Linked DNA regions of Homo sapiens: all the other regions are linked to region 2. A link is a contact called in ENCODE Hi-C or POLR2A ChIA-PET data. All regions are on one chromosome and are shown on one strand. The core of a region is the stretch at or near the end of the contact, and the rest is flanking DNA. Distances in the headings are between cores, read along the strand shown.

Evidence for each region. A loop is a pair of places that touch in the nucleus more often than their neighbours do. ChIA-PET counts read pairs that join two places held with the same protein, here RNA polymerase II (POLR2A). Pooled maps may share reads with other maps.
Region 1: a loop to region 2 is called in a map of CD8-positive, alpha-beta T cell, with 17 times the contacts of the local background. The contact joins the promoter of TM9SF3 here to the promoter of CUTC in region 2. A Hi-C loop is called at or near these places in 2 of 168 maps with a recorded cell type or tissue (CD4-positive, alpha-beta T cell and CD8-positive, alpha-beta T cell) and 8 of 50 pooled maps.
Region 3: a loop to region 2 is called in a map of CD4-positive, alpha-beta T cell, with 9 times the contacts of the local background. The contact joins the promoter of ZNF518A here to the promoter of CUTC in region 2. A Hi-C loop is called at or near these places in 2 of 168 maps with a recorded cell type or tissue (CD4-positive, alpha-beta T cell and naive thymus-derived CD4-positive, alpha-beta T cell) and 6 of 50 pooled maps.
Region 4: a loop to region 2 is called in a map of CD8-positive, alpha-beta T cell, with 18 times the contacts of the local background. The contact joins the promoter of CFAP58-DT here to the promoter of CUTC in region 2. A Hi-C loop is called at or near these places in 1 of 168 maps with a recorded cell type or tissue (CD8-positive, alpha-beta T cell) and 4 of 50 pooled maps. POLR2A ChIA-PET finds 5 or more read pairs at or near these places in 1 of 52 experiments (HCT116).
Region 5: a map of B cell shows a loop between it and region 2 (20-fold over the local background). The contact joins the promoter of SFR1 here to the promoter of CUTC in region 2. A Hi-C loop is called at or near these places in 2 of 168 maps with a recorded cell type or tissue (B cell and naive thymus-derived CD4-positive, alpha-beta T cell) and 9 of 50 pooled maps.

What each region holds. Positions count from the first base shown.
Region 1 is chr10:96,585,236-96,588,575 of GRCh38, forward strand. TM9SF3 (transmembrane 9 superfamily member 3) reads right to left here and starts at 1,777. Exons shown (of 15, transcript NM_020123.4): 1 at 1,499-1,777. The coding sequence starts at 1,600. It overlaps LOC105378443 (a long non-coding RNA gene), which reads left to right and starts at 1,829. Exons shown (of 3, transcript XR_946220.4): 1 at 1,829-3,108. RefSeq lists a silencer at 1,437-2,006 and an enhancer at 2,885-2,944.
Region 2 is chr10:99,730,361-99,734,095 of GRCh38, forward strand. CUTC (cutC copper transporter) reads left to right here and starts at 1,874. Exons shown (of 9, transcript NM_015960.3): 1 at 1,874-2,049. The coding sequence starts at 1,989. COX15 (cytochrome c oxidase assembly factor COX15) reads right to left here and starts at 1,767. Exons shown (of 9, transcript NM_078470.6): 1 at 1,600-1,767. The coding sequence starts at 1,689. RefSeq lists an enhancer at 1,469-1,688.
Region 3 is chr10:96,128,056-96,131,652 of GRCh38, forward strand. It overlaps ZNF518A (zinc finger protein 518A), which reads left to right and starts at 2,242. Exons shown (of 6, transcript NM_001330736.2): 1 at 2,242-2,697. It overlaps LOC124902486 (a long non-coding RNA gene), which reads right to left. Exons shown (of 2, transcript XR_007062254.1): 2 at 1,000-3,597. RefSeq lists enhancers at 1,198-2,102, 1,655-2,294, 2,103-3,006.
Region 4 is chr10:104,351,710-104,355,315 of GRCh38, forward strand. CFAP58-DT (CFAP58 divergent transcript) reads right to left here and starts at 1,866. Exons shown (of 2, transcript NR_108036.1): 1 at 1,409-1,866; 2 at 1-218. It overlaps CFAP58 (cilia and flagella associated protein 58), which reads left to right and starts at 2,124. Exons shown (of 18, transcript NM_001008723.2): 1 at 2,124-2,197. The coding sequence starts at 2,189. RefSeq lists enhancers at 337-386, 407-516, 1,794-1,853.
Region 5 is chr10:104,120,198-104,123,752 of GRCh38, forward strand. SFR1 (SWI5 dependent homologous recombination repair protein 1) reads left to right here and starts at 1,974. Exons shown (of 4, transcript NM_001002759.2): 1 at 1,974-1,999; 2 at 2,768-2,889; 3 at 3,517-3,555. The coding sequence starts at 1,987. RefSeq lists enhancers at 37-1,236, 720-819, 1,392-2,055, 1,450-1,499 and a silencer at 1,740-1,969.

The DNA.
Region 1 (3,340 bases), core at 527-3,026, 3.1 Mb before region 2:
AAGTGTTTTTTTAATTGGAAATATATTAGTAATAATATCATTAAACAGAAGGATGGATGCCCACTGAAAATTTAAAAATACTCAAAGACCCAAATCTATACATGGTCCCTGTATACTATGTGAAACAATAGCAGTTCTTAAACTTTGAGACAGCTTATCTGATGAAAGAACACAAAAGGAAATCGTTTTAAGCTGTTTAACCTCCCAACAAAATTATCTTAGGTGAAACACCACAAGTACAGTACAAAAACATGTCACCAATTCGAGATTTGTGTCTCTAAAGAAATACATACCTACACAGGTAAGAAGTTTCTGGCTGTGACCGAAGGTAGAACAGTCAAAAGTTTAGAGCTTTTATTAGCTAAAATAAGATCCCAGCTAGCCAAGGATCCAGCGAAAAGTTTTGTTGATTACAAATAAAATCGGATCCATTAAATAGGTAAGGACGACTGCTTCATTTCCTCACTTACCAGAAATGACATAAGACTCCCTCAGATCGTTCTGATTTAGTACAAACACAGTCTCTCATAGAAACTCCTATCATTAATGGTAAAGGTATAAAAAACAATTACTCGTCAAGCAAACTCTCAATTTACCTGACCTTCCTGCCTTGCTCAAGTCTACCACTCTGAAAACCACAGTTACAGCCCTAAGTGAAAGCCATTTGAAGAGTCGTTCACATGCACGTTTTGATGTGAGAATACCAATTAAACAAACTGCCAATCACCTTTAGGCCAAATGCAAAAGGGACTGTTTCTGGCCCTGACCTGAAGACTGGGAAACGTCAAGACCCTTTACTGTCAGAAGCTGCCTTAGTTAGAGACTATCGGGATGGGGGTCTCACTTAGGGGCTGGAAGGTGAGGAGAAAGTTACAAGAAAGGCCTAGGAATTGAACGCGTGTAGGTTGGGTGCACTTACAAGTAAGTATAAACTGCTCTTCAATTCAAGTTTATTAATGCTGCCCCACCCCAGGGTTTTAATCCGGTCTGGGCAGAAGCGGGCGATAAAAGCCAAAGGAGACCATAAAGTGTAGGATATTTCCTGGTTAGTGGCTGCCGGGTAATCACGATGCATCCATCTTCCTCGGCGTCGCAGCCCTCAGTAGCCAGAAGGCAGTCTCCTTCCCTGGGGGGCAAAAGCCCCGAGCCCAGCCTGCCCGTTGCCCCGCTCCCGCGGTGGATGAACCTCAACCCTTCCCAGGCTCCTTCCTGGCCCCAGGGTCCCAGGAACCCCGAGACCCTGGGGTGCGGCGCCACTGAGGCCCAGACCGGGGGAAGGAGACCCTGTCACTCGGGAGCGGAGCCCTGTCCCGGGAGCGCACGGAAATGCCTCCTCCACGCTCCCAAGGTTCCTGCTCCGCCAGGCCCAACCGGAAGGAGTCCTCGGGCCGCAGTGGGGCACCACCGGGCCGCCGGGCACTCCAGGCTGCGTGGGGCCTGCCTCAGTGGGCAACTGGGGAGCTAGCCCGGGGCGGCCGCGCCGGCCGGGGCGCCTCACCGTGTGTTCGTGCTCGTCCGCCCGGGTCCGGGGCAGCAGCAGCAGCAGCAGCCACAGCGCGGCGGCCGCCGCCACGCCAAGAGCGCCAGGCAGCGGCCTCATCCTCCGCGCCCCTCCGGCCCGGAGCCGGCTCACCGACTCCTCCTCCCGCCGCCGCCTCCTCCGCCGCCGCCGCCTCCGCCGCGGCCGATTCGCATCCACGGGGCGCGGACAGACGCACGGGGCCCGGCCCAGCCGCTGCCTCCTCTGCCGCCGCCGTCGCCGTCACCGCCCGCTCCTGAGCCTCCCCCGCCCCCCGCGCCTCCTCAGCCTCTTCCTCTGACTCAGCCACGTCATCCGGCCACCCCGGCACGCGCCGGAAGTGCCTCGCGACGCGGGGCCGCCACCGCCGCCGGGCCGAGGGAGGGCCCGGCAACCGCCGCCTGCGCGCCGGCTGCCCCTCGGCTCCTGGGAGCCGCGGCGCTACGGGCCTGCCGAGCACTCGGGCGGGCGCCGAGCAGGCTGGGCCCCGGCGCAGTGGCCTAGCCTGGACCGCAAGGCCGAAGCCGCCTCCGGGCCGCGTCCCGGTGTTTCGGGTTGTGTAACCTTGGCCAAAATGCTTAAGCTTTTTTCCTGGCTGCCAAATGGGGCCGATCGTCTGACCTGCTGCCTCCGGAACTTGAGGGATCAGATCAAATAACCCTTTCCTGGCGCTCGTCTGCCGCTGTGAATGAATCACGGGCTCCTGTAATCACCGTTAGGAGAGATTGTTAAACTCGTACAGGGTTGGATGTTTTAAAGTTACTGAATATTTACTGGACCCCTACTGTTCAATCAAGACATGCTAAGTTAGCTTGCCATTCTTGTTCATTTATGTGTTTACTTAACTATTTCTGGGTCTCCTCTTCCCAGTCATAAATATCTCTTGGAGTGTAAGCTCCTCGGAGCAGAGATCCTGTTTCCGTATTTCCTGTACCTAGAACAGTGCCAGATCCGTAGTAGACACTGAAACAAAAAATCTTTAAAAAAAAAAAAATATACGAATGTGGCACCACCATTTACACAGGCCACTAAGCCAAAAATCTCGAACTTGTCAGATTGTCTCTTCTCAGCCATCAGCAGTCAACAAGTTCTAGCATTTGGTCTCTTAAAAGTGGTTCAAGAGTTTATTTTTCCTCTCCTTCCTCTGCCAGTACCAACCAGTCTTCCGTATCACTATGTATTGCAAGAGTCTCACAAGAAGATATCCATCACTGACTGATCTTCCTCCCGTTTAACATCCCCAACAGGTGCCAGGGTGATGTTTTTTTTATTCTAAAAAGAAACCAGATTATATCGCTCACTCCCTTGCTTAAAACAGTTCTTCAATGTTAGGTAAATAAATCATGGAGTCACCACGAGGGCGTTCATCTGCCAGGCACTATTCTGAACGATATTGGCTCATTAAATTCTCACAGAAACCCTATGCAGCAGGTACGGTGAAAATGTTCCTGTTACAGATGAGGTAACTGAAGCACAGAGAGCTTGAGTGGCTTGCTGAAACACCAGACCCACTCAGTCTGGCTCCATAATAGGTCTTTTTGCTGGTAATGATTTACCAACTATACAGCCACTTTAAAAAAAGGAAATAGGTAAGTACTGGCATGGAATGATAACCAAGAGGTTCTGTTAAATTTTCAAGTTGAAGAAAATAAGAGTTTAACTTCATTTTATATGGCAATATGTTAGTCTGCCCATAGAAAACAATCTGAAAGATTATAACAAACTACTATCAGTGGTTAACTTTCTACTTTGTACATGCCTATAAATGTTTGGTTATTTTTTACAGTGAGCATGTGCTAACTATGTAATCAGAAAAAAAGT
Region 2 (3,735 bases), core at 624-3,123:
GATCACTTGGGTCAGGAATTCAAGACCAGCCTGGCCAAAATGGTGAAACCCCATCTTTACCAAAAATACAAAAATTAGCTGGGCATGGTGGTGTATGCTTGTAATCCCAGCTATTTGAGAGGCTGAGGTGGCAGGATCACTTGAACCTGGGAGGCAGAGGTTGCAGTGAGCCAAGGTCTCACCACTGCACTCCAGCCTAGGCGATGAAGTGAGACTCCATCTCTCAAAAAAAAAAGTACTTACAGAAATCTAGATGGTATCGCCTACTACACCCCTGAGCTATATGGTATGACTTATTGCTCTTAGGCTATAAATCTGTATGGCATATTATGTACCGAATACTGTAACACAATGGTATTTGTTTATCTAAACATAGAAAAATTACAGTAAAAATATGGTATAAAAGATTTAAAAATGGGGCCAGGTGCAACGGCTCAAGCCTATAATCCCAAGGCTTTGGGAGGCCAAGGTGAGAGGATCACTTGAGGCCAGTAGTTCGAGACCAGCCTGGGCAATGTAGCGAGACCCCCTATCTCTATTTTTTCAAAAATTAGGCACAGTGGCACACACTTGTAGTCTTAGCTACTTAAGTGACTGAGGTAAGAGGATGCTTGAGGCCAGGATTTCCAAGCTGGAGGCTGCAGTGAGTTATAATCATGCCACAGCACTCCAGCCTGGGTGACAAAGTAAAACGCTGTCTCTAAAAAAGAAATTTAGAGAAAAAGATTTTTTTTTAAAAAAAAGGTACACTTGGAAAGGCAGCTCCATTATAATCTTATGGGACCATGACTGTATCTGTGGCCTGTTGTTGACCAAAATGTTGTTATGCAGCACATCACTCTACCTTCAGGTTCATCTGTTTGTATCTCCCACTAAACTATGAGCTTTGGGGTGGCAGTGTCCGGTCAGTCTTGCTCTCTCCCTTCTGCTAGCTTTGTTTCTAACACTGTTCCTTTATATAATGAGACCATGATAAGGATTTCGCAAATGAATAAACTGACTTCCTCCAGGGCAGGAGTCTTGTAATATTTATCTTTCTTTTTCCAGTTCCTAATATATAATAACCACTCAATAATTACTAGTTAAGCAAATGCATGCCCTCTTCTTACTATATCCCTGTGAGTCCAAAGATCCATGCTCGGTTTCCTATTTCTGATTAACTGAGTCACCTTTAGAAAAGTAACTTTAAGCCTCAATTTCCTTCTCTGTAGGATGCAGTAATACTTCCTCATCTGACTACTTGGAACTTTTTAAGCAAAAATAAACTATATGGGTAAAAATTACTCAGCTTTTACCATGTGCTAAAGGCCTGATGTATATTAAAGAATGTAATCCTCATAACAAACCTTAAAGTAGGTATTGTTATCCCCATTTTACAGATAAGGAAACTGAAGAACAGAAAGTTTAATTAACTTGGCCAATACCACACAGCAGGTCAATGTTCCAGATCTGAACCTAGGGGCTCTGATCTGAACCTATGCGTTGTGAGTGCACTGTAAGGAGCTCCGGAAACGTGATGTGGGGCTCTACATTATCTTTATCCCGGCCCTTTCACTCCATCCCCGCTCCCGCGACTCGGAGTCCGCTGCAGTGCGGTACCTGTGCTCTAGGCGCTGCCCTAGGAGCCAGGAGCGGCAGATACTGCCTCCCCTTCAAGGCCCTCAACGGCGGAAAGAGCAATCGCTGCATACTGATGACAGGGAACAGCCACCTCTTCCACAACCCAGGGCTCTGTGGTCTCCCTCCTCCGCCAAGGAAAAGAGAAGCACTTCCGGGTCGGGCAGCGGGAGCCCCGCCTTCTCTGGGGACCGGAGCGAACAGAAGTGCGCCTGCGTTGCGACTCCGCTTTCGCGGGGGCTGCTGGGGCGTAGGTGTCGGGGACGCGCGCACGGGCGCGCGCAGCTGTTGACGCGCTTCTTAGCTGGTGCGCGCCGGAGCCCAAATTCCAAGTGGAAACTGCAGGCGCACGAGGGAGGAACGCGTGGAGCATGAAAAGGCAGGGGGCCTCCTCTGAGCGAAAACGAGCGCGGATACCGTCCGGGAAGGCCGGTGCGGAAGGTGGCGGGGGAGGGGACGGTCGGCCGAAGGCTCCCCGGGGCGGGCCGGCGGGAGTCGTAGTCAGTGGTGATTTCTTCTGGAGTCGTTTCCTCAGCTCCTTCCAGCCCCTTGGGCGGCACCTTCTATCTTTGAGGCGTTAAAGGTGTGGAAACGGAGGGCGTGACGAGGGGCAGGTAGCGAGAATGGCTCAGCTGTGGAGCCAAGGTTCGAGTCCCGGGGTCCCCTCATAACGGCCCTGCGACCTTGTGCAAGTTGGTTAACTTCAGCTTCACGTTTTTTCCGTCGCCACACGAGGATGCCAGTACCGCCCGCACCAGCAGCCAGTACTCCGCTGGGATAGTTAATTGTCGAGCGCGGAGCCCAGTTCCTAACCTGCAGTTACCTGTAGCTGCCACGGCGGGGACGGGGCTTGGTCCCCAAAGTCACGCAGCTACCAAGTGGCCGAGCTTGTGGCTGCTCCAAGACCCGAGTTCTTCCTGAGTGCCAGGGTAGCATGGCATGGCAGGTGCCAGAGAATTTGGCAAGTCCCTCTTCCTCCGTGAAGAGGAACCTTCCTAAAAGTTATCAAGAATCCTCAAAGATTTTTTCTTTATGTGGATTACATCTATCTATTTTGACTGTATTAGAAATTAAAACAAATTTTTTTTTGGGAGGCCGAGGGGGACAGATCATCTGAGCTCAGGAGTTCGAGACCAGCCTGGCCAGCATGGTGAAACCCCGTCTCTACTAAAAATACAAAAATTAGCTGGGCATGGTGGCAGGCGCCTGTAATACCAGTTACTCGGGAGGCTGAGGCAGGAGAATCACTTGAACCCGGGAGGCGGAGGTTGCAGTAAGCCGAGATCGCGCCACTGCACTCCACCCTGGGCGACAGAGCGAGACTCCGTCTCAAAAAAATAAAAATAAAATTAAAACAAAATTTTAAAATATTGATTAGAAAATAACCATAGTAAACCCATTACATATTGACATAATATTTTTTTGAAAAAGAAATATTCCTAAACAACAACAACAAAAAAAGCAAAAGAGTGGAAATATATTTTTGCAAGTTTCTTCAGTATATCTTAATGGAAGACAGCTGGATTCTCATGCCCGCTGCTTCATTCAGTCTAACATGTCAAGTAGCCTCTTGAAAACGCCTCTTCACGGAGGTTGCAGTAAGCCGAGATCGCGCCAATGCACTCCATCTTGGGTGACAGAGTGAGACTCTGCCTCAAAAAAGAAAACGCCTCTCACTTGTGAGAGAATTAAAGTGAAAAAGTCAAATAAAGTGTTAGAATTATTAAGAAAACGGTTGTAGCCCTGCAGACTCTGAAAAGTCTCAGAGGCTCCCAAAGCTCTCTGGACTACTACACTTTGAGAACTGCTGCTGCTTCTCCTTTGATCCTATAACTTTGTTGCTTGGGACAACTGCCTTGCTCTGCCTTCTGTCATAGCCTTTTTTATACATCTCTCCATCTTCTCCTGCCTAGGGTCCTTTCTTGTGTGAGGCAAATAGTCCCCCGGCAGCATCAGCATCGGCCAGTGCCACTGATCTGACAGCTGGTCTGGTAGCTACCAGGAAACTCATGGAGTTAATAATGCAGAGCTGTTGGTTAAGAGCATAGATTGACACTTAACCCTTTCACAGTTTGGGACTGATAGTATTTTTTTTTTTTTTTTTTTTTTGAGACGGAG
Region 3 (3,597 bases), core at 992-3,491, 3.6 Mb before region 2:
TGAGTACTCTCTTCAGTCTATCAAACAATATATAACGTGTTAGTTATATGTTGCACAGCTCTGAGAAGCTCAGAGGTTAAATGCTGTCAGCTAGTAAGCAGTAGTAAGGTCTTCAGAGGGATCAACTATTTAAAGCATTAATCTAGATGTCCTATCCCCATAACTATCCTTCTCAAGTAAAAAAGTATTCCAGAATCCTTTCCTAAGCTATGATTTAGCCTTCTCCCCTTTGTATCTTTTTCTCCCTTTTAATCATCTTCCCTTCCTTCTTGATTCACTCTCCTCTCTCCTCTCCTCCCTCACCACCCCACTTCCACTTTTTTTTTTCTTGCTAACCAATATGTTCAAAACCTGAAAGGAGATCAAGAGAAACCTTTCAGGTTTTGAACATAGAGGTTAGCAAGAAAAAAAAGGTGATATGAATGGTGGAAGAGGTGATATGAATGGTGGAAGAGAAAGGGGAAGAGATAAGGTAAGTCTGACTAATATTTTAATTTATTTTAACTTTCTCCAATTCTTCTATAACATAAATGCAGGTTTGCAAGGTTTTGTAGGTGAATGTATATGTAGAAGTAAAAATAAAGTTATAATGTGAATACTGTGGGGGGGGATGCAATATCTTAATCGAAAAAACAAAAACTACATCAAAACACAGAACAAAAAACTCTGTCCATTTTTCCAAACTAACATCGTTTTTTGTTATTAAAAGAAAAATCTCGTTCTCTCTCTTTCTGCTGTGATGTGTGTGCATGTCTGGCTTGCACAGAAATGAGGACCTGAAGAGAGATGGGTGATGTACGATGCGGAATAAAATCCACTTTGTAAACATGTTCTTCATTCCATAATGGCATCCCCTTTGGTATTTACAGAAGATTTCTCCTTGTGTGTTTTACACAAGCATAAATATGACTAATGTGAATTTCCGCTCATTCGCCTTTTCTAGGTGGAATTGTGTAGCCCAGTAAACACAATAATAAAGAAGGCTTCCTAAAGACAAAGTGAGGATTTCTCAGTGTGCTTTTTATTAAAGGATGGAGAAAATCTTGCATTTGGCTACAGGCTGACATTTTCAAAAGCCTGCCCTAAGACAATGAAAAATATGTATCATACACATATTTTAAAAAATTTTTAAAAATTATAAATGTCATACATGCTACTTAAGAAAACACGGAACATTAAAAAATGAAAAATCTGATCATAGTTTCACTTTCAATTTATTGGTATATCCTTCTGCGCCAAGGTTTTTTGTTGTTGCTTAAACGTTTGCCGCCACTTATTCCCTCCCCACATTTTAAAAGGAAGATAATTTATGTAGAATTATGTAGAAAGTGAGGTATCAATTAGTAGGTTGGATTTATAAAGAACAGAAGAGGAGCCACACTGGCCTTTGGGGTAAAGCCAACCATATTAACTGTCCAGCCCTGTTGTCAGGTAGAGGAAGTATTCGTTTGAGGGAGATGTGAGCCTCCCTCATTGTGAAGATAGTTTTTGATCAATTATTCAATATATACAGGTTTGGAGTTCAGTATGTCTTCTAGAACTACTGGCGGCAGCTTCTTTCGTTGACGTGGGCTACAATGGTTGCTAAAACCTGCGTGCCAGAAGCCAGAGGTGGGGAGGCGCCATTTGCTAAACCGGAACTGGTTAAAATCTCAGGGTGGAGACCATTCCCAGTCAGCAAGGGCTTGGGAAGTGCATACAGTTCCTGCTCCTGGTGTCTACTCTGAAGAGCACAGAGTAGACGTTTGTCTGCCATTTCACCGGCAGTAAGATCAGCAGCTGCTGGTGAGCAAAGAGGTAGTAGTGGGTCACTGGACTGGTGGGCGCCGGGGCCGCGCGCTAGATGGAGAGGTCAGCGGCGAACCCAGCTCCATGGCCTAGTCTCGTCAGACCGAGCGCGGACCCTGCCGGCCTCCGTTCTCTTCCGCTTGTCTCAGGTAAAGCGCAGATCCCTCCGCCGCAGCGTGCGCTCCCGGTAGCGCTGCGATCAGCTTTTCGGCAATACCCGGATGGAAGTGTAATGGCCGCCATCAGGGACTCGCAGGCAATGGGTACTACGACAGGTATTCCCCGTCAGCGGGACTGCCCAGACCTTTTAGGATGTCAGAACTTCTAGAGGGCCACCCAGCAGGCAAACGGCGAGTTTGTGGACCGTCAGGGTCCCCCAAACAGGTCCAGGGATCCGCCTCTTGTGAGAGGAAGCGCGAGTTAAATAGTCCCGGCCATTCAGCGCTTCCGCTTAACTTGCCGCAAAGTTTTTCTGGAGAAGTCGGGGTTTTTTTGCCGAGCGCTTTTGCCGACTGCTAGAGCTTACCCTTACTTTCTTAACCTGGGGTTGTTTTACTTCCGGGCTTTTTGAACTCTACACTCTCCTACATTCTAGGAGCTGGGTGGGAGTAGGAGACGGTGTGCCTCCGCGCTCCCCGCGGGGCAGCCGAACCCCGGAGGAAGGGGCGGATCGGGCGCGGTGTTTGGGGCGAAGCTGGGCGCGCGGCGCTCGAAGCACTCACTCGGCGGGTTTCGTGGTTGGTGGAGACAGCAAGGGCGCCCCGCAGACCGCACCCCTCGAGCTATAGGTTCGCAGGCCCGACTCGACGGCGTCCCTATTGCTGGCCCAGCGTATGGTCATTGGGGGCCATTTCTTGCAGAGATGCCCTGCTCCCTGACGCGCTCGCTCTTCTCCAGAGTTGGCCAAAGGTGCTCTTCCCCGCAGACCCTAACCACACCCAGTGGCAGTTGGATTTCTTTGTAACTGGCTTTCTCACATGTAGGGTTCATTTTGACTCTATTCGTTACATGGTGTCCTCTTTGTCAAGTAGACAGTCTCTTCCTAGGTGGCTGTGGTAATTGAAAAGTACATAGAGCGAAATGTATATAAGGAAAAATGTTTTAACTCTTAAGTGGACCGATCAAACAGATGTAGCTTTAAAGTTCAGAATACAACAGTTAAGACTCAGTTTTCTTTTTAGGTTTAAATTTGAGAGCAAGTAGTGTATGTGAGCTGTTTTAGTGCAAACATTGTTGAGTATGTTGTCAAACGTCTAAAAAACCCTAGAAAAATAAAATAAGTCAATGTTCAAGGAATTCATAAGAATGTTGGAATTTGTACAGTTGTCGCAGTGATAAAACATGAAGACACCAAACTGTCAGGATAGGAATTCTATTAACTTGAAAGTGTGCATGTTAGATCTAGTTACTGGTAATTGTTGAATTGCTTTTTCTGCAGCAAGGGGTCTGATTTGAGTGTACTCTAAGGTTGATATCCTCAGGTTTAATTTAAAACATTTAAATTGATTCAGTGAAATTTCCTAACATTTTTTGAGTTTAACTGCAAATTTATAGAAATGCATTCACTATCTTTCAGCAAAATTGTCTTTTCTGAAATTTATAAAGAGACATTGCGTTCTGTTAACACTTTGAGGGTGTTGGGATTTCCTGGGGAAGGTAAGCATAGTAAACGATGTTGATTTTTGCCATAGAAACTGTAAATTAGATCATCCCTAGATACAGAAAATTGCCAACAAAAGGGGAGAATAAAATGTAGGTATGTTACACAACCAAATGTTTCCTGTTTGTTGCGTGAAAATAAGTATAATT
Region 4 (3,606 bases), core at 616-3,115, 4.6 Mb after region 2:
ATGAAGCTAATGGATAGAAAAAAATGATGGGAGAATACCTTTATGACCGTGGGGTTAAGGAGGTCTAAATAATACCAAAAAACTATATAAAAAATATAGGGAAAAAAAGAGCTAAAGAGCCACAGTATCAAAGTTAAGGACTATTGTTCCCTTAAAGACATAAAGGCAGAGTTTCTAGTCTTCTAAAGCAGATTGATGTCCAGGCTTCTCAAAGATATCTGTAAATCAAAAGAAAAAGAAAAAAGATCAATAGAAAAATAGACACAGACACTGAAAAGGCAGTTCACAGAAGGGAATCTCAAGTAGCCTATGAATGTATAAAGAAATGGTCAAAAAATTCACTAGTAGTTAGAGAAGTGAAAATGAAAGCAAAAAATGAGCTTACACTACTTTCATCATATTGACAGAAATTAGAAAATTAGCTAATTAGATGAGTCAATATTTGCAAAGCACTTAGAATAGTATCTGGTATTTACTAAACACTTTATGAGTGTTTAATAAAAAAGACCTATCACCTTCTGGAAGGGATGGATGGAAGTGTTGGATGGAAACCCCACACTGGAGTGCAGCGTAGGGCAGTAACTCTGGTACACAATCTTAAAGTGCTTGGTAAGTACCCAGGGCTTGTACTAGGCTACTGGGCATCGTTGTGCTCTTGGAAAACTGTTCATCTGGCCAGATGAGTTTGAAAATATCACACCCTCTAGATAGTTACAGCCTTCTAGGTTCATGACTTGGCTGGCGTACAGAGATTTTGTGAGAATAAAAAGTGCACACCTTTCTCCAGTAGGGCACATGGCACGGGAAAGAGAGTAGAGACAGTTTTTCAGCCTCCATTGCCCCATGGCTGGATGTGTTTGTGCAGGACGCAGCTGCATAAGCAAATGTCCCTGTGCATCCCTATAACTTTAACAATCTTACTCCTTGGCATATATTTCAGAGGAATTTGCACAGAGGTCCTTAAGGGACCACGGACAAAGACGATCATGGCTGTATTACTTGATGTATTGGAGAATTAGAGGCGGCCTTGTTACCTAACACCTGGGGAATGGAAGTGAAGTGTGGTAGATGCCCCTTATGAAACGCTGTGCAGTACTCAGAAGCAATGAACTATATGCTTGCCAATCGCAACGAGGACAGATCCTTAAAAAGAATGTTGAGTGAAAAAAGTAGAAAATAAGATAATCTCCAAAGTCCAGTAGCATTATTTAAACATTTTTAAAAAATACACTGATAAAAATTTTGTACATTTCCCAAAAATACATATGGAAGCACAGCAGCATGAATGCCTATGGGGTTGAGGATAGGGGTTGGGAGTAGGGATGGGGATAAAGGGGGAAAATAAAACCAGAGAGGAGTCTTACACATTTCATGAACCAAGGAGTATAATTATTTCAACTATTTGTACCTGAAGTCCAGAAAGAGTGGAGGCAGAAGGGGGAGAAGAGGGCGAAGAAACGTTTTTGGGAGAGGGGTCCCAGAAGAGAGATTTTCGCGATGTGGCGCTACATACGTTTTTCCAGGATGCCTTAAGCTCTGCACCCTATTTTTCTCATCACTAATATTAGATTAAACCCTTTGAAGACAGCGTCTGTGGTTTCTCTACTTCAGCTTTCCCTCCGTGTCTTGCACACAGTAGCTGTTTTACAAGGGTTGAACTGACTGAAGTGAGATTATTCCTCGTTGTCTCGGAAGGCAGAGTGTAGCCGCCAGTCCTTCCCTCATCCGGAACCTTCTGGTCCACATTTCCTTCCAAGCGTTAGTCCTCGGCTCTCCATGCTTGGCTCCCTAGTGTCACACACCGTCCTTTCTGGGTGGCCTCTTCCAATTCGCCCTCTTCTTTCTCCTGGGTGTCTCCATCTGCCCACACCGTGGGACTCCTCCCAGCCTCTCAGGGGCACCGCCCCCTCACTTCCTTGGCTCCGCCCCATTGGGATATATTTGCATATTTCTCTGAGGAACCCTGCCCAGGTGCCAGCCGCAGAAGCTCCTCCCCTTTCGAATTCCCGCTAGCGCCCCTAGAGGGCGTGTCCGTTGCCAGGCGACGGGCCGACGCGCCGAGCGCGGGTTTCCGCTCGGGGCGGGCGATAGAGACAGCGCGTCGCGCCTTTAGCTTCTTTCCCAGACTCCGGCCCAGCTCCTGCGATCTCCACAGCAGCCTCTGAGGCCGCCCCCAGAGAGCATCAGGATGGCTGAGGTCAGGAGTCAGCGCCCCTCTGTCGCCTTTCCCTTGACCCCTCCCCATTGTCCCTCTCCTACTGACGATTGTCACAAACGGTGATTCCAATATTTCCCCCCATCAACATCTTATTCCCCTGCACCCTCACTCACTCCCGCGCCTTTCTCCGTTGGCTCTGGCCTCTTTACCTCCTGTTTCTCCTTCATTTGTGTGGACACCCCACTATCCCCACTGTGGCATCGGCGCTATGCTAAGTGCGGTAGAAAATTAATGAATTCTGAAATCCACACGTGACATGCACCCAGCCCTAGATTTTTAGTCATGGAGTGATACCATAAGAGAGGCTCACACAGAAATATTGGAGATGTCTTATCTCACAGGGGAAACCGGGAAGAAAGCTTCACAGATGCCTGCTGTCATCCCAATCAATGGCCCTTGTCCACCTGTCACACCCTGATTTCCTAACATGTGATCACCTGCTGTCACACAGCTTCATTAAGGCTCTTCTGCCCATCACCTCTGCCCCGTGTGTTCATTGACTCCTGTGTTAACATCTCGTATCACCCCACCACTCCCCCATATTACAGTACACCCCATTTTCAGCCTCTCCAATGAGGGGTTATTTCTGCAACCCTTCAGTGACTCCCTGCCTGCCCCTTAGCCCCCTCACGTATAACCTCAAGAGCCTCGGGTCCCTGTCATTACTTGCCATTCACAGTCCCCATCCACTATGGCCCTACCCAAATCCTTCATGGCCCCATCAGAGCCCTTCCCCCATCACCCATCCCACGGTCTGTTCCAGCCAGGACCAGCTACATGATTTGCAAGGCCTGATGCAAAGTGAAAACACAAAGTCTCTTCAAAAATTACAAATAATTTTAAGACAGAACAGCAGAGCATTCAACCAAGAATGGGGCCTTTCTGAGCAAGGGGCCCTGTGCAACTGACCAGTTTTCACTCCCATGAAGCCAGCCCAAGCCCCATCATCTTTCAGCACCATCGTGCTCCACCCCCTCCCCACCCCATTCTAGTTACTCTCTTGCTTCCTCTGCACCATTCACATCCCCTCATCATTGCTTTTCCTCCATCTCCAGTCTAGCTTTATAAATTCCGTCTTCCCGTGGTCAACACCTCCTTCCTTTCCTTATCATACGATCTCTTTCATATCATCCATCTTCCTCACGCCTGGGCTCCATCACTCACATCTCTCTCTGACATCCATGCTGCTGTGGCCACTTCACTTCTCCCCATTACCCATAGTCATTTGTATCTCTTTCTTCCCATTTCCTTTCTTGTTCCTTCTAGTTCTTTATTGTCCCATTATTGCTTTTGAGTGTTTTCTCCTCTTTTCTCCCACCAGTCATCTTTGTTTATTTCATTCTTCATTCCCCATAGGGAAGCCCCAGCCTCCCAGAGGCACCAGCCCC
Region 5 (3,555 bases), core at 724-3,223, 4.4 Mb after region 2:
AGTCTGCACTGTGCTTCTAGTGTCAGGACAAATCATTCTGCTTTTTCTTTGAGATTAACTGATGCCAATGGATGAGTAAAGGGAGAAATAAATGTACAGACTGAGACCTGCAGCTTGGTGAGGTGAGTAACACCTTTATCACAAAATCATGAGTTCTCTCTTCCCCTTTGTAAATTCCTTGGGGTTAACTTATGTAATTTTAAAAAATTTTAGGAGTGAAATATGTATTATTAATCATATGTGAGGCTCTACATTTTCTGCTATTTATGGTTTATATTGTGTGGGATCTTACAGATCACAGCATCTTTTTAAAATATATGTGCTTTTTTGGGGGGTGGGAGATAAATCAAGGGGTGAAACTGAAGGTGATACATTCCCTTAAATCCATTAGGGAATGGTGAATACACTTGCATATATAAAATAACTACTGAGTGCTTCCTAGATACCTAGCTCTGTTCCAGCTGCCTCTCACCAGTTCTCATTTAATTCTCCAATCCCATATTAAGAGGTGAAGAAACTGAGGCACAGAATCACCTCATTAAGAAGCACATAAAGTATGGTGCCAGGATTTGAACCTAGACAATTTGACTGTAACGTGTACGCCCCTAATCATTCCCTTAGGTAGTCCTCAGGTTCTGTAATTATTATACCTGACTGCTTAAGACTCAGGTAACTCCCTTTTGGCCACTTCTAAGCCACTACTGTCAGATGTTATTAATAGTAAAGAGACGATATCAATGTTTAAAATGGCCATTCAATAAGAGGACTGAAAACACTGGCCCCTGGAAATTCCCAACTTCCACGTGACTCAGAAGTTACTCAACTCTTTCACTAAACCCAGTGCTCCACCCAATGTAGCTAACTTTGTCGTCGCGTAGCAACAGAACCTCGCCATACTGGAAGCGGGGCGCGGGGGGGGGATTTTCTCGACTGAGGATGCTGCTGCCCGGTAGCCAGCAAGGGCCCTGTCGGTCTCAAACGTGAATTTTGGACCGACACAATCTCATGTAGTGATTGTTCTGCTTCCTGTGTTGCGCCACAACAAATTTCCTTGGGCTACATTTTCCCTCAGATTTGAGTAAAAGATTTGAGGTCACGCTAAGGAGCCTGCATACTGAGGTACAGAAACGGTTTTTTGTTTACAACAACAACAAAAAACCTCGCGACGGGACCGCCGAGTTTGCGGCAGCCAAAAAAGCTAGCGATGAGCTCAGCTAAAGTGCCGGGACTCTCGGATAGATTTCTAACATGTTTGAAATGTGGACCCCAACGCTGGAACCCAACGCTGTTCTTTTGTGGTCTCTGGAACCACCACGCTGGAATAGGCTGGAACCCAACCAACGCTGTTCTTTTGTGGTCTCTGCCTCTGGGGAGTCCACAAGCTGTAAATCTAACATGCAGCCAGCCGTGCGGCTTCTGGCCGCCCCACGTCTGAGTAAAGCCTTCACTGTGACTAGCAGGGAGAGGAGACTGACTGGAGCCAGAGAATGGAGGCGGCGGGCTGGCGGGGGTGGGGAGAGGCACTTTCAGGCGCACTTCACAGACGCACAAAAACAAGGAAGCCTGAAGGGAAGGCGGTTGAAAATAAGGCAACAGAAGCCGCGAACGGAAGCGCGCCCCCCTCAGGATTGGTTTAACATTCCGAAGCTCAGCCTCGCCCGCCCCGAAGACCTGCTGCGGATCGCGGCCGCGCGCGCGCGCACTCACGCTGCTCTCGGGCGCTGGGCGGGGAGAGCCGCGCGCACCGGTTAATTCTGCCAATCATGCGTCTGGGCCTCCCATCGTGTGGGCCAAGCCCCGCCCCAACCACCCGCTGGCGGAGGCGCGCGCGCAGTCCCACCGCTCTGAGTCGCTGAGTGAAGCGGCGCCTCGCGCGTCAGGCAATCTGGCCAATTGCGCATCTTTTCCGCCTACCGCACGGCCCCGCCCCTGCCACAGGATCGATTTACGGCCGCAGGTGCGCGCGCTTTTTTGCTCTCGCTGGGAATGGCGGAGGGAGGTACCCTGCTGAGGGGAAGGGGGGATCCCTGACACCTGGGCTTCCCCGGGAGTCGGCTGTGGAGTCGAGTTGAGCTCCCTTTCCGGGTCTGGGGAACTCAACCTCACCTTATGCCTGGGGTCTCCGGGGAACTAGTGGGCTTTCTGCAACGGGGGGAAGGAGGGGACGACTCCCGCCCCTAGTTTACCCCTCAAAAGTTAATGCCTTTGTCGGAGGAAGCAATTTCAGTCCACTCTCCTTTTCAGTCCCTGTTGGCCGCTTAAACTAAAAGGCTACAGACGGGCTTAAATGCGTCTCCGCTGTGTTTCTTATGCCTCGGGCCGGCAGGGTAACGGGTTCTAGTCACAGCTTGTAGAGTTCAGGATGGGTGACATTCAGGTCCTATTGTTTTTGAGTCAAGGTTTCGGCTATAGCTTCTTGAATTATGAAGCTGTCATAATAAAGAATTCCTGATTATCTAAAGCTGTTATTCTTCCCTACTTCCAAGGCAGAATTTGAATATATTTTGGTGGATGAAACGAAAACAAGGAGAGTCTTGTGACTATGAGATACTAGCTGGTTGATGTATCATGAAAAACTTAGTGGTCCCTATGTGGGAAGGTAAATGGAAAACTGCAAAAAGAGCAAGAATGAATTACAAAGTGAAATTAGAAGAAATATCTGGCTTACTTGTGGATGCTTTGTACACCAATACAATATATTATTTGATAAAAGTCGACTATAGAGAGGTGTGGTTAATTCGATTATTTTATAATTTTTCTTTTTTAGAGAAAAACCAAGATTTCACTTTCAAGATGGAAAGTCCGTCAGACTCAGCTGTGGTTTTACCTAGCACTCCTCAGGCCTCTGCGAATCCATCATCTCCCTATACAAATAGTTCCCGAAAACAAGTATGAAAATCTTTGTTCTTCCAGTGGATCCATTATGTGTTTCTAAGTATTGTGGCAGTGGTGGTTTAAATTCTACGGAAGGTTGTTAATTAACATAATGTGTAGCATAAATAAGTAGACATTTTATTAAATAATTTTGTTTTTCTTCTAAGGTGACATATATGACACCCACCAGCCCCCTTCCATATTTTCCTCTTGAATGAATTCATTTCAGTTAGTTTCAGATTAGGTTATTACAATACTCCAGATGGAGAAAGTTTGCATCTGTGCAATATTATTATGAAGGTCTTTAGTGGCAGAGTCTAGGTCTTTTCCTTACTCTGTAATTCTGAAGCACCTGGAGTACTATCAGGCATGTGCTTGTTACTGAACAAATGTTCCTTGATTACTGGGATAAACTTCTCAACACTTTTGGAAAGGTGTTGATCTTGCTGAAGTAAAAAGGAAATAAAACAAATGGAGCTTCCAGAAATTAAAGTCATTTTGTGATGCCTTCTTTAGATGTGGAGACAGAAAGCCATCTAGTGGTGTCTAGCATAGAAATGGAAGGACTTTATTTCTGGTGATTTATTGACATTAAGAATGTTTTTCTTGATTCACATTTTTAATGTTTTGTGCTCTTTATAGCCTATGAGTGCAACACTTAGAGAAAGATTAAGGAAAACA